3 separate regions of the Homo sapiens genome follow, and all the other regions are linked to region 1. Evidence: chromatin loops called from intact Hi-C (ENCODE). Cell type or tissue: heart right ventricle. All regions are shown on one strand.

Evidence for each region. Hi-C counts contacts between places; a loop is a spot of excess contacts. Peaks named below come from ENCODE experiments on the same cell type or tissue, not always from the same donor. Only the 100,000 strongest peaks of a DNase experiment are listed, where the experiment ranks them.
Region 2: a loop joins it to region 1, with 1.9 times the contacts of the local background. A loop is called at or near these places in 2 of 110 quality-filtered maps.
Region 3: it touches region 1 in a loop (3-fold over the local background); 3 of 110 quality-filtered maps call a loop at or near these places.

The regions. Positions count from the first base shown.
Region 1 is chr5:158,483,129-158,488,128 of GRCh38, forward strand. It overlaps LOC124901122 (a long non-coding RNA gene), which reads left to right and starts at 2,083. Exons shown (of 2, transcript XR_007059020.1): 1 at 2,083-2,246. In heart right ventricle, no CTCF peak of the experiment used is centred here; DNase peaks (open chromatin) are centred at 2,093 and 2,569; H3K27ac peaks cover 5,000 bases.
Region 2 is chr5:158,544,604-158,549,603 of GRCh38, forward strand. No RefSeq gene overlaps it. Among named protein-coding and RNA genes, the nearest start is that of LINC02227, 140 kb to the left of the region's middle. In heart right ventricle, no CTCF peak of the experiment used is centred here; a DNase peak (open chromatin) is centred at 2,348; H3K27ac peaks cover 1,562 bases.
Region 3 is chr5:158,420,147-158,425,146 of GRCh38, forward strand. No RefSeq gene overlaps it. Among named protein-coding and RNA genes, the nearest start is that of LINC02227, 13 kb to the left of the region's middle. In heart right ventricle, no CTCF peak of the experiment used is centred here; no DNase peak of the experiment used is centred here; H3K27ac peaks cover 2,636 bases.

The sequences.
Region 1 (5,000 bases):
ATGTCAGCAGCCTGGGACCCACTTAACCCTCTTGATTTGGGTGGGCCATGGATGAAGCAAAGCTATGAATGTACAGTCAATTTCTCTACGAAAGCCAAAACTATTGCTGTATTCATTCACCAGTTGCTTTTGTTTGTAGAATGGAAGTGAATGTAGTTAGCAGACCCAACAGTCAAAATGGCACAGTCTGAAGTCCATGCACACGAATCTTTTATGGCCTGACTTCTCCCGGGAACTTAAGTAAATTCCCTGAGCTTGTGACCTTCCACTGGACACAATACAAAGGGTCGTTATTTGCTTGATTCTCATGCTTGAAGAAAAAAAAAAAAGAAGGAAGTCCAGATGAAAGTTAAAAATAGGGCATGTGAATTTAGTGCAAGTTTCCCTGGGATCATAAGTCTGGTAAAGAGAAAAAAAGAAGGAAGAAAAAATAGACGCCAATAGATGTGAGCTTCCAGGAAGAATGTTATTTGCTCACAAATATTTATCCAGAGAACTCCTCAGACTAATTCCTCATTAACAAGTGTCCTGGAATGCAGGTGGAATTCATCAGAGCAGCCTCAAAGGAAACTTGAGAGCTGAACTCAGAAAAATCCCCAGCGTAGAGACATTTTTCCTGCTCTGTGCGACTTTCCCAATTGCTCTTCTCCTTGTTACTGAGTGTCTTTTTAATAATACCTAGAATACACAGGCACACACACACATATATACATCCCCCACACATCCCCCATACGTATGCCTGGCTTTCTGGAAGTTAGAATTTCGTTTTGGGTCATATGGCTGAGACAGAAAAGAATAAGCACGCAGTTCCCAAATTCCGTGTGTCCATAGTAAGAGGGGACCCTTCTTCTTTGCAGATATGATTCACTTATAATAAACAAAGAGTGTTTTCTATAATTTTGTCTGTGGGGAGGGTTAAATCTAAACTTCCAACCCTGTCTCAGAAGCATTATTCCAATCAGGGAATTATATCACAGGTGGAGACGTGTCCCTGGGAAAGAAAGCATCTGCTTCCATGCAAATGTCATCAGTAATAAAGAAAGATGGGGAAGCCATGTGATCCAGGAATTGGATCGTGTCCATATTAGGTCTGCTTTTCAGTTGTAAAAACAGTAAGTTACCCTCAATTATTCTTATGCACTGGGTGAAAACCTTTTTTTAGCTTTACCAGGTTCCAGAAAGAGGCAAGAGCACTTGGCAAAGGCTTTAGAAAATGATTGTTTCTTAATTCTGCTACAAACTCCAAATGCCACTTCCTGGTTCAGAAGCAAGAGGCTTGGGGGAAAATAAGTTTGAGCTCATAAAAACACTCAAAGGGTATACTGGTCATCAAACAGCTCTGAGCAAACTGTATTTGCAAATGAATCTGAAAACATGTGGATTCAATTTTCCTTGAAATGCCCAGAGGTTAAAAAATTAAAGGGAAAATGTTTGGCAGAAAGAGCCTGGGGTTTGGCTATGTGCATTAGTTTCTGAAAAATAAATTGATTGTTTTGCCAGGGAACAAGTATTACCTGGTTCCCCTTCTCAATCACATCTCTAACTTAATTATCAATGGCCCCATTTCTCATTGTGCCTGCAACGTGGACAAAAGAGTTGAGTTCATTTGGCAAGAAAGCAAATTTTATTCATTGCCAGTGTGTTCTTGTGTGTGGCCGACCCAGAATTTCAGAACTGTCATGGGTTTCAACTCTAGTAACATTGTGGCAAGAAAACCATCTGCTAGCAAAATTGTTTCTTCTCTGCCCATTGCATCCCATCTGCCTTCACCCATCAAAATTTACCCCTCTTTTTCCTTTCTCCAATCCACCAAAATAATACCTTTATTATGACCAAATAAACAGAGGCAAATATGGAAGTGCTTTAGAGCAAATCCAAATTGTTTTAAAAGATCATGAAAATGGAGTGGGTGGGGGAAAATTCCATCTGTGGAAAAGCAGTGATTAGCCTTAAGACCATGTGAGGCCAACGGCACAGAGTCCCATTTACGAGATGATGTGTGTTGCCCGTAAGTGGCTGTTCCTGGTCTCTGAGGTAGCAAAGTTGTCACATGGTTCTGTTGTTGCCATGGCAATAATCTGCAATTGTGCAGAAAATCCACAGAACTCGTGAGCAACTCCTTAGTGGATTGGGCTGAAAGAAAATCAAACCCGTGAAAGCCCTGAATTGATGTGGTTATGAAAGCGCATTGGCCAAGCTGGCTTTCCTTCCTCTGACCCCCATCTAACTATGGTGAACGCCCTCGTGTATGTATATTTTTCTCACTTCTGTGTTCATAACCGGTGAAAGGTATAAATCCTACTCAGCTCGGGATAAGCCTCAGCTCACTCCTTAAAATTCTGAACACACAGTCTGTAATCTACAAGGTGGGAATTGTGGCTTTTTTTGGCTGCTGGAACTTCTTGACCCCAGACTAGCATTGAGGACCAATGCCTGATTTGTACATCTAGGTGAAACAACATTTTAAACACATTAGGGTCTCCCCAAGCCCAGGTGGGTGTTTTCCCCCCGGCAGAGGCCCCGAGAATATGCTGGGCAGGCAAGTGAAGCTCTGAGGATGTGTTGCTCCTGGGTAGCTTGGCAACAGAGTATACACACATGTACAACACACCCATCTGAAGGCATGCCAATACTCCCTGCCTTTAAGCTAGCTAATACAAACCATGCCCAAAATACAGCCGGGAAACGGAGGGTAGGTGGCATTTCCCCCTCCTGCAGGGAAATGCTGCATGACATGCATAGATGCTGTATGACATTTATGCATGTATCAGCAGTCAACCCCAAATAGTTGAGGGCATGAATGAGTGCGGGGGCCCCTGACAGAAAACTGAGCAGGAAGAGAAGCCAGACAAATCACTGTCATGGTCCAAAGAACAGTGAGAATCCCATGGGAATGCAGCTTCCAAGCAGATCCCATGAGAACATCTGGGATGAAGACACTCACGCCAGGCCCTAAACCCAGATTCATTAGTAAGAGTGCGGCATTTCTTCTCATTTTTAAATTTATCTTCTCATACACCACAAGTATGATTTTCTTGCCTTCTGCACATTTTCTTACCGGGAGTAGGAAAAGGATGGTGGAGAATGAACATTAAGCTGTACATTGAGGTGCTTTCTCCCGGATACCTTCTCATTTGGGGTTACTCAACTACAAGCAACAGAAACTCATTCTGCCTAATTTAAGCAGAGAGGAAGGTGACATAGGAGAGTGAAGGGCTTGTGGGTATGGTCAAGTATTGAGAATTAGGATAAGAAATGGAGAGGAAACCAATAGCTTAGGGGTTTAGATAGCAAGAGAGAGAGAAAAAAAATCTGATCATAGTTTCCCACTAGAAACTTTAGCTTCAACTATTTTTCTTTTCTGACATCTTTCTCGAGAGTCAAAGTTTTTGGGAAAAAAAGTCCAGATGGCCTAATTTGGATCACGACTCCAATTCTTTCTTGGTGGGGATGGGGATGTGTGGGAGGAGAAAACGGAGAATATAACCCTTAACTAAGAGTCTCATCGAGATTCCACAGAGTGGGAGGGAGAGAATTTTTCAAAACAAAAATTAAGGTGCATTTATGGAAGGGGATTGTATACTGTGATGGATGGTCGTGGTGTTGGCATGAGAAGAGAGAATCCAACAATAAATCTTGGAGGGAAAGTTGCAAGATGGAAATGCCAATCATTCTATTCATGTTAGTGTGCCTGTGCAGAGATAGGCTAAGCAAAACTGGAACAGAGATGTAGTAGATGGAGAGAGAGTGAGAGAACTAGTCTAGAAAACATTTTGTTTGCCATCCTCTTCCTGAAAGAATCAAGAAGAAAGACAACAACCTGATTTGACACCAGCTATGCTAATGGGGCAGACTTCCTGCTAGTCAAAGCTCCCCGTTAATGTCCACTTCTCAGCGTGTCTGATTATGGGTTGAAGTTGACCGATCAGCAAACTACTCAATTATAAGCCCATCTTCTCCCTGTGGTGCCACTAATTAAAACAGGAACCATGTTGCAGCTCACACACTCCATGGAGTTCTACCTTCCAAAAGCTGAATTAGTCACAACAATTAGCCATTGTCAGTGGAATTCAGCCTCTTTCTTCCTTTCCTCAACCCCACTCCAGTTTGGTGTAAATTCATCTCTGAAAAACCTTCTCTTGGGATTAGTGATCTCCCTGATACCCTTCATGTGAGATAGAAGCACACGTGGTAGGAGATTTGAAACACAACCCCAAAATGCAGCTATGTGGAAATCTCAATGTTCTGGAATGCCCTGACCTTTTGTCCTGCTAATCATCATTTTTTTCCCCTGAAATCACATCTTGAAGGGTATTCCTGCATGCACTTAATTTTTAAGAGGGGAGAGAGGAAAAAAAAACCAACATGGATCAGTACCCTTCCAATAGAAGGAGAGCTGTTCTGCAGACAGCTGGGACAAACTGTAATCTTTTTTCTTTTTCTGTCTTGATAAACATAATGGGCCACTTTGGTAATTTCAGCTGTAAATGCACTTCTCTCTAACAGGACGATGTTTCCCAGTGCAGAAGAGGAGAGAGAAAAGATGTTGAGAATCACTGTGATGACAGGATAGAGGTATAGGGGCTTGCTACATAGCCACAGAGCACATCCCAAACTCACTTGAACATGAAGCCCATGGCTTCTTGACCAGAGAGAGGAACTTCTGTAAACTGTTGAAGGTCCAGTTCAAATCTCCATTAGTATTGAAATCAATATCCCTGGCTGGAAACAAGATGACATTTCTGGCTTTCTTCCAAAGGGACTGCCAATTAACCTCCAGTGGAAAGCTCCCTGCCCACACTTCTCTTAATGTCCCTTCTTCCCTGAAAAGAGGCAACTCTAGATGCTCTTGCCTTTTTATACAAATTTTTCCATTCAGCATTTGATAGCTCCATTGTTTTCTTCCCCAAATGAAACGAAGCAGAAGTTTCTCTATCAAAATATTTTCTTCTCAAAACAGCTGTGCACACTTAAAAGTTTCTAAGAAAATCAGTTTGCAC
Region 2 (5,000 bases), 61 kb after region 1:
ATTTTGTTTTTAAATATCTTCCTCTCATTTGAAGGAAAAAGAATTTTTTAAAAAAGGAAAACTTCTAAGATGCAATGGAGAATGTATCAATAAACTTTGAAATGTATTTTTTTAGTGAAAAATAATTCTAAGTTTCAGAGAGAGCCTTGCCACTGACTTCCTGTGTGCACTTAAAATATGTTGCTTCGCACTTTCAGTTCCAGTAGAATAAAAGTAATAATTATGGTCCTATCTACATTGCCAAGTTACCATGAGGACCAAATAGAACACTGTATGTGGTAGCACTTTGCAAAGTCTAAGAAGACATTATAAAGCATGAGACTGCTAGCAAAGCTTCTTAAATTGTAGGATGCATTGCTGGTGAGATGACAGACACCTGTCAGTGTCCAGGGGTTTGCTTTTGGAAATGAACATTAAATGGTATTAAACTATGTAGTAAGAAAGTTATTCCTTTTTCAGTTCTCAATCACCCTTTCTGATTTCTTCAAAGAGCAAGTCTTCCTGTGGTGCTAACATGTCCTCACCACCTCAACACTTGCTAAACTTCCTTACCGTAAAGAGAGAACAGACCTCAACCTCAGGCATGGCGCCTTGAACAAGAACATGTATTTAACTAGATTTTAATATCACAGTTTAGTTTTCCCTCCTCATATTTTCATGATTTTTGTTTTTAGGTGTTTTTTTTTTTTTTTTTTTTTTTTTTTTTGACAGGGTCTCTCTTTGTTGCCCAGGCTGGAGTGCAGTGACACAATCATGGCTCACGGCAGCCTCGACCTCCCAGGAGCTCAAGCAATCCTCCCACTTCAGCCCCCTTTGAGTAGCTGGGACTTACAGGAACACACCACCACACTTGGCTAACTTCTTAATTTTTGTAGACACAGGATCTTACTATGTTGCCTAGGCTGGTCTTGAACTCCTGGCTCAAGCATTCCTCCCACCTCAGCCTTCCAAAGCTCTGGGGTTACAGGCATGAACCACCGTGCCCAGCCTGCTCATGTGTTTTTGTGGTAAACTCCTTAATGACCAATGGTAATGCCTTCCCATTAACAGCAGTTATATAAAGTTTCATTTCTATGCAAATTTATCTATGTAAAAAAAGAGCCATTTTAAAGAAAATGTTAAATAAATAATAGTCAAGTGATATGTGAATTTGGCAAAATTTGTGAATGTGATATGAATATGTTTGAAGCTTGGGAGCACATGTGGAATGCTTAGGCAAGACCTAATATGTTTGTTTCCAAGATAGTTAATCCTTTTTCTATGTTGCTTCGTTTCATCCCTCACCATCCTTAAACAATTCTTACAAAGAAACATTGGAAATAAAGGAAGGAAATTGGAACTTTCAGCAGCCATTTTAACTTTCACTGATAAACCCATTCGCTGGGAGAATGTAGGCACTGGAATCCCACTTAAATCTTCTAAACTTTTCAAACATTAAAAATTGACAGCATTGACTGAGCTAAAGAGATAATCTCCTCCCCAAGAGTCCAGTTTGTGTCATTAACCTTGGAAAGGGACACACACATGCAATATATCAACCTTGGGCAGAATGGACTTCAACATGTGGATGAAATTCATCTTGTTCTGTTCTCTAGGGACCACGTGAATTTGTGAACAATTACAATTTTGAAGAAATTGTGGGCAAGCTAATCCCCTGTGATCACAGCATTTTCTCACCCATGTTTCTCTTCTCCCTGTCTCTCTCTCTCTCTTCCTCTTTCTCTCTCTCTCTCTCTCTCTCAGTGGGGAATGGAGTAGAAAAATATTTTCAAAGAATTGGGTTGGAATGAGAAGCATGGAAAATTTGTTGGTAGGTTTTTAAAATACTGTTTCTGAAAATTTATGGATGAGCTCAATTTAGAAAAAGTGAGGAAATTACATGATGACATTCAGGCAGCTTGTGAGCCTATTTTTTTCCATATAATGTTGTGCTGAATAAAATCACAAAGTAATGATTTCCACTTGTTAATAAATAATTCTTGCTTGAAGTGAGGAAGTCTTTAAGAAGGAGAAGAAATAATCATAATCATAATAAAAGCCAGTAGGATCATCTTCATTCCTTTTAAATATGTTCAACTCCAACCTTGGAAAAGTTAACTAAACCTCATCTCAACATCAAATGCTGCCTCTCCTATGGGTTTCTTTTTTTTAATTGGTGTATCTTTTTTCCTACAGTCTTCGAGCCTGTGTTTATATAATTATTGTCGCAAATGTAGGTATTTGACACTTTAATAACATATTACTGCACTTTAAGGAAAACACGCCCTTCTGCACGATTCTTCTTGCCTGGGTGTAGGGCTCTTCTTTGGAGCAGATGTTCGTTGCTGTTACGAAAGGGCCTTAGAATGCTGGATTCAGATGAAGCTGGGAGGCGAGCGCCAATTATGTCATATGGTGTCAGTGCCCAGTTACAACCCTCACACAACCATCTTTTTTATTATTTTTAATGTTTTGGCTTTAATTATTCCCATGTATACTTCAGGGCACTCTTTATGGAAAGCCGGGATTTGAGTTACTATTATGTTCTTCACCTAAACAGGACAAGGAATGTTTTCATGGTCTGATTTTTAAAAGAGTGTTGGGAATGTCTTGCAACAAACAAAAACCCAAACCTGCCCTATAGCCTGGTCACTGAGGGCTGATATTGTATTTTTTATGTCTAGTATGCCAGGTTTCAAATAAATTTGTGTCAAATGAACTAATTGAGTAAATAAACCAACAACACTTTTCTATTTTTTTAGTCAGCTTAATGATACACCTTCCCTATTTCTTCCATTCTTGAAGACTGGAACTATTCATATTCACATGACATGGAAAAATGAAATATGCCTGGTTCACTCAAAGCAGGGTTGTTTAATCTTTAGCTCCTAGCCCCATGTTCTTCACACAACATTCTTTCTTTATTTTTATTATACTTTAAGTTCTGGGATATATGTGCACAACATGCCGGTTTGTTATACAGGTATACACGTGCCATGGTGGTTCGCTGCACCCATCAACCCATCATCTACATTAGGTATTCCTCCCAATGCTATCCCTCCCCTAGCCCCCCTACTCCCCGACAGGCTCTGATGTTTGATGCTCCCCTCCCTGTGTCCATGTGTTCTTATTGTTCAGCTCCCACTTATGAGTGAGAACATGCGATGTTTGGTTTTCTGTTCCTGTGTTAGTCTGCTGAGAATGATGGTTTCCAGCTTCATCCATGTCCCTGCAAAGGATATGAACTCATCTTTTTTATGGCTGCATAGTATTCCATGGTATATATGTGCCACGTTTCCTTTATCTGGTCTATCATTGATGGGCATTTGGGTCAGTTCCAAGTCTTTGCTATTGTGAACAGTACTGCAATAAACATACATGTGCATGTGTCTTTATAGCAGAATGATTTATAATCCTTTGGGTATATACCCAGTAATGGGATTGCCAGGTCAAATGGTATTCCTGGTTCTAGATCCTTGAGGAATCACCACACTGTCTTCCACAATGAACTAATTTACACTCCCACCAACAGTGTAAAAGTGTTCCTATTTCTCCACATTCTCTCCAGCACCTGTTTTTTCCTGACTTTTTAATGATCGCCATTCTAACTGGCATGAGATCATATCTCACTGTGGTTTTGATTTGCATTTTTCTAATGACCAGTGATGATGAGCTTTTTTTCATATGTTTGTTGGCTGCATAAATGTCTTCTTTTATATGACAGAAGTGTCTGTTCATATCTTTTGCCCACTTTTTGATGGGGTTGTCGGTTTTTTCTTATAAATTTGTTTGAGTTCTTTGTAAATTCTGGATATTAGCCCTTTGTCAGATGGATAGATTGCAAAATTTTTTTCCCATTCTGTAGGTTGCCTGTGCACTCTGGTGATGGTTTCTTTTGCTGTGCAGAAGCTCTTTAGTTTAATTAGATCCCATTTGTCAATTGTGGCTTTTGTTGCCATTGCTTTTGGTGTTTTAGTCATGAAGTCTTTGCCCATGCTTATGTCCTGAATGGTATTGCTAGGTTTTCTTCTAGGGTTTTTATGGTTTCAGGTCTTACATTTACTTCTTTAATCCATCTTGAGTTAATTTTTGCATAAGTGTAAGGAAGGGGTCCAGTTTCTGTTTTCTGCCTATGGCTAGCCAGTTTTCCCAACACCATTTATTAAATAGGGAATCCTTTCCCCATTGCTTATTTTTGTCAGGTTTATCAAAGATCAGATGGTTATAGATGTATGTCGTTATTTCTGAGGCCTCTGTTCTGTTCCATTGGTCTATATATCTGTTTTGGTACCACTACCTTGCTGTTTTGGGTACTGTAGCCTTGAAGTATAGTTTGAATTCAGGTAGCATGATTCCTCCAGCTTTGTTCTTTTTGCTTAGGATTGTCTTGGCTATACAGACTCTTTTTTGGTTCCACAATATTGATTCTTCCTATCCATGAGCATGGAATGTTTTTCAATTTGTTTGCAACCTCTCTTATTTCCTTGAGCAGTGGTTTGTAGTTCTCCTTGAAGAGGTCCTTCACATCCCTTGTAAGTTGTATTCCTAGGTATTTTATTCTCTTTGTAGCAATTGTGAATGGGACTTCACTTATGATTTGGCTCTCTATTTGTCTATTATTGGTATATAGGAGTGCTTGTGATTTTTGCACATTGATTTTGTATCCTGAGCGAATTGAATCTTTCCCATAATTAATAGCACTAATTGAGTCCTACCCACAATCCAAGAGTATATGGCTCTCCCCATTTAAAGATGAGGAAGCTGAGGCTCAGAGCAGTTAAGTAGTCCAGGGTCACACAGTTGATAAGTTGCAAAGCAAGGATTTAGCTCCAAAGACTTTGTTCTATAAAATGCTGGATGAGGGACTTGTTGCAGAGGCATGGGTTTCATGAGTCAGTGATGTCATTCGACCCCTGACCTAGAGTTGTTCAATATGAAAACCAATGCTTCAAGGGAGTTGTACTAGACAACCTCATCCAGAAGGAATTTTTGCTCTTTTCAGTCTAGGTACATTCCCCTAG
Region 3 (5,000 bases), 63 kb before region 1:
CTTTATTCTTTTGCATATGGATATCTAGTTTTCCCAGAACCGTTTGTTGAAAAGACTATCCTTGCTCTCATTTAATGGTCTTGGCACCTTTGTCAATTGACCATATATGTAATTAATTGGCCATATATATAAGAGTCTATTTAAAAATAACATGTTTGTTATTTTTATCTGACACCTTAAATGCTATAATAGCCTATTAAGAGGTAAACAACATTTACTCATAATCAACTACTCAGATTAACATTTTGGTGGTTTTTCTTTTTTTTCTTAAATACATAACAAAATGCAGATAATAATTGCATCTATTCATCAGGTAGGTATAAATAGAAGATAAAATAGAAAAAAGTGTCTGCCTTATATTTTGTTTATGGTTTGTGTAATCAAATTCAATTGTGCTATAAAATATTTAGTATATACGTATTTCACTCAGCATTACACCCTGGGCATTTTTCATGTGATTACAGATTCTTGGAAACTGACACCATTGTTTAAGGCATTCATCAATATCACACTTCTGAGAAACTTTCTCAGTTCTCCCTGACCCCAGGTAGAATCTGGCTATATTCTACACTCCTAGTGCTCTTGGATACATTCTGTCCTCCCTTGTAATGGCACTGCCATATATAGAGTGCATAGCAAGTGCATAGTAAATGTTTGCTGATTTAAAGATCATGCCTCACATAGATCTTGTGTTTAGTAAATGGTTAGCTTGGACATGTGACATTCCTCCAGCCCCTTTTTCTTTTTTAATATTATATCTCTGCACAGCAGTAAGATCTTGGGATACATCTGACAAGTTCTGGCTGCCCAGCAAGCATTATGGAAACCAATGTGGTGCATGTGGCCCAGGCATGATTCCCAAAGCCCTCAGTGACCCCAGAACATGGAAGAAGCCTGCTTCAAGATACCCACTCAATTCTATTCCATTTTGCTGCCAGGAAGATCCACAGGCACACTATTCACAGCAAGGCCAAAATGCAATAGTAATTCTTTTAAACAGATGTTAGCTGACCACATTCTTGGTACCTCTTGCTTTGAGGGCACCTGCAGCCTAGGGAGTAATGCTGTCCCCATGCATTAGGGCAGCCTGATATTATGCAACCCTCCTTGGCTTCTTAGGGAGAGGAAAGAGCAAATGCATCCCTCAGGTAGCTCCAATTGTTTCCATTTCTTTTCTCTCTCTACACCTTTACACCAATCCCAAGAGGTGAGAACGGATGCAGAGCTCCTTGACTCTGGCTACACCACTTACTCACAAAGATTATGAAAAATCATAAAAATGTCAACTTCTGTATTTCAATTCTGTAAACTATACATGCAGTAGTCTCTGCACTTAGTTCCCATCATTACAGCTTGAGCGAGAAGGCTTCAGCTTTATGCTTGAATAACAAATAGAATGGTACCCGCCCCTTTGACAGGTGGTCTGTGAAGCGCGAATGTTTCTCCAGCCTGCTTACCAGAAACAAGTCCCAGGCTGTGTCTGAAAAATATTTTGGCGCTGTCATTGCCTTAGACATTGGCATGGACAAGGTCCTTTGAGGAAAGTTATCTGGTCAAACTGAGAAATATCAGTGGCAGAATGACAGAAGGCCTAGAAAATATGTGATTTGGTTGTATTTCTACAAGTAAGTAATGCTAAAGGAAAATGATGGCAGCTAACACATACTGAGCTTCAACTCGGTGTCAGGCACTTAGCTGAATGTTCTTTGCACTTTACAGTATTTTATCTTCATGACACTGTGATCATTTTACAATTGAAGAAATAGAGGATCAAGTGTTTGTTGAAGGTTGCAGAGCTAGTGAATAGTGATTTGAAAATTGGCAATCTATCACCAGAACCTATGCTCTTTTTCTCATACCATCTTTCCTCTTGCTAATCTCTTTTTAAGCTCCTGAATTTATAGATAATATATTATATATGAATATATGTAATTTATAATATACATATTATATATATATATCACTTCAAAGTTAGAGATACAAGCTGCTTTAATAGTTAGAACTATCTTTGGATGGGCATTTCTGCAAGAATTTTTTTTGTAACCTAAGAAAGAAATGTTAATAATACTGAGACCTCATAGTTCATAGTTCGTAGAGACCCTTGGTTCACATGATAAATCACCTCTGAAATGGCTTTGGGGATGAAACTCATGAAGCCTGTCTACTACTTTGCAGGGAAAAACTCAGGGTCACTTTTTGAGCAAACTCTTTCACTGGGCATACTCAACCAGGAGAAACATTACCCCAGAGAGACAAATAATCATCCCATTCTTGAGGAAGTCTGGACTGTTTTTCTAGCACACATGGACAACTCATAATTATTCTTAAGTAACCCTGAGAATTTTAACATGAATTGAGTTGTGTGTTTCTTGTTAAATGGATCATAAGGTGTAAACTCTCCATCCTCATGAGGGGGAATCAAGCAGGGCTGAAGGATTATCAATTATTAGTCAAGTATGTGGCAGAACTTATCCCTACCATGAATGGGTGGTTGGGATAAATGAACCTAAAGTGCTATTTTGTTTCTAGGATCATAGACATTAGGATTTTACAGGTTTCCTTTTCAATTTCTGCCCAGTTTGCTTTCTCAGGGATGTTCCTTCCCACCATCCAGGAAGGAATGGAGACAAGCTCCCAGAACTCATGCTGGTCCAGCTTGACTCTATCCTTAGCCACAGATGACTATACCAGAAGAGGTTACAGATCTACAGTGAGTCAATCAACCTCCCTTCCTTGGGAATTTGGAATCGCGACGAAGAAAAGCAAATCTGGGCTGACCTTTGAAACAGAAAATTTAAACAAGAGAATACTGTGTTCCCCATGTAGAACTGGGTTAAGAAGCTAGTGCATGAAGTGAGAGAAGCAAAGATGAAGAGTGGTGAGAAAACACTGCCTGTGTACTGATGACCTCTGATTTCCAGTTCTCATTCTTTCTGTGGACTTTGGGTTCTATGACACACTCCTGTATCTTTGCAATGAATACCCCTAACTAATGGGTGTGTGTTACCTGTAACCAACAAGAAGAGGCTCAGCTAAGAAAGAGATGAATAGGGATCGGCCTTTTTTTTTTTTTTTTTCAATATTGGTGGAACAAGAAGCATTTCCTGACTTGCAAGGCCACAGCGGAGCTTCAACTCGCAGGCTGGAGTGGGTCCAACCCCACTTCTCCATGTATTTCATCTTTGCTGCTTGTGAGTCCGTGAACGCTCAGGGGATTCCATTTCTGTGTTAGAGAAGTGGTATGAGTGCAAGGGAGATTTACGGGGTTTCATCTGATTTAGCTGTAGCTTAGAGGGTTTAGTAAAAAAGAAGGGTACAAGTGAAGGAAAGGCTAGCCAAGAAAGTAAGCTCAGAAAACTATGATTTAGATGAAATCCAACCATTACATCTCAGAATTCAGCCCAAGTCTCACTCTCTTTAGGTGTGTGAGACGTTATGTTGTCATTTCCATAGAAGTTCATAGAGACCCTTGGTTCACATGATAAATCACCTCTGAAAATGGCTTTGGGAGTGAAACTCATGAAGCCTGTCTACTACTTCGCAGGGAAAAACTTGGGGTTACTTTTTGAGCAAACTCTTTCACTGGGCATACTTAACCAGGAGAAACATTACCCCAGAGAGACAAATAATCTTCCCATTCTTGAGGAAGTCTGGACTGTTTTTCTAGCACACATGGACAACTCATAATTATTCTTAAGTAACCCTGAGAATTTTAACATGAATTGAGTTATGTGTTTCTTGTTAAATGGATCAAATTTCAACAAAGCCCGGGAAACATCTTGAAAATCACATGAATGCAATTTCCAAAGAAAACAATCCAAGAATTACTGCCAAAAAGTTTTATTTCCACTAGGAAGGAAAAGAAGAGTTTCATTTTGCCCCCCACACAGACTGTATGTTCAATCTGTGGTCTGCAGTGGAAAATTCTCCTGATTTTGCTCAATTCAGGGGAGGAGAGAAATGAAGGAGGCTATTGTTATTTGAGTGAGTGATAAAACTGTCTTTCTTTCTCTAGTATTAATATGTTATTAGCATTTTCAATTTGATTCTACAAATATTGAGTTTTACTGGTGTGTGTGGTACAATGGGAAGCAGGACAAAAAGCTTAACACGCGATGACTGTCTCATGGGCTTTACAAATTAGACCTACAAGTAGGGCACTGCCAGCCCACACGGAGTCCTTGTGTAAATTAGAAAAAGATGACCCTTCCAGGCAGATGCAGCCTTGTGGGTAACCAGTGAGCAACCAAGGGACATTTGTGCAAATTAGAAAAAGCACCTTCTTCCTCTGGTGGGCACAATCTTGCACCAGAGTGAACATCTTGATTTTATCCTCCCTCCCTGTTGACAAGGTGCTTTTATGCAGGATACAACTTGCCCATGTGACTGCAACAGGACATATAAAGGGATCATCTGAGAATTACTCATGGTCAAAATGGAAACAATGCAACCACCATTCTCAAACTTCAGTGAGTAGAAGAATCATGGCAGCTTGCTAAAATGCCCGAGTCTCATCTCAGATATTCTGATTCAGGATGACTGAGGTAAGGTCCAGAGATATGCATTTGTAATGTGTTCACCTAGGTGTTTTTGATGCAGGTAATCCAAAAACAACACTTTGAGAAGTCAAGGTATGAGAAGCAAAGGCTGTGAGTCATTTGGAAAATGACATCAAGGCTGGCTGAACTTATTGGAGGAGGCCTACAGAAGATGGGGAATTTTAGTTAAATAATAAATGAATAGTAATTTCTACAACTTTTGCCTTAGTCAAAAAATGTTTTTGTTCTCCAAAATGGATGAGAAAAGCTCAGATAGGCTTATTTGCAATTGTCTAGAAAAAAAAAATGACAACTGAAAGAAAATTTTTCTAAGATGAATCCCTAAAATGAGTGTTGTGTGGAGGACTGAAGCCTTTATAGAATTACTGCTAACTTCTGCTTTTGGATAAAAAAAAAAAAAAATAAAGAATCCCTACGTTAGCTGGGACAATGCAAACACTG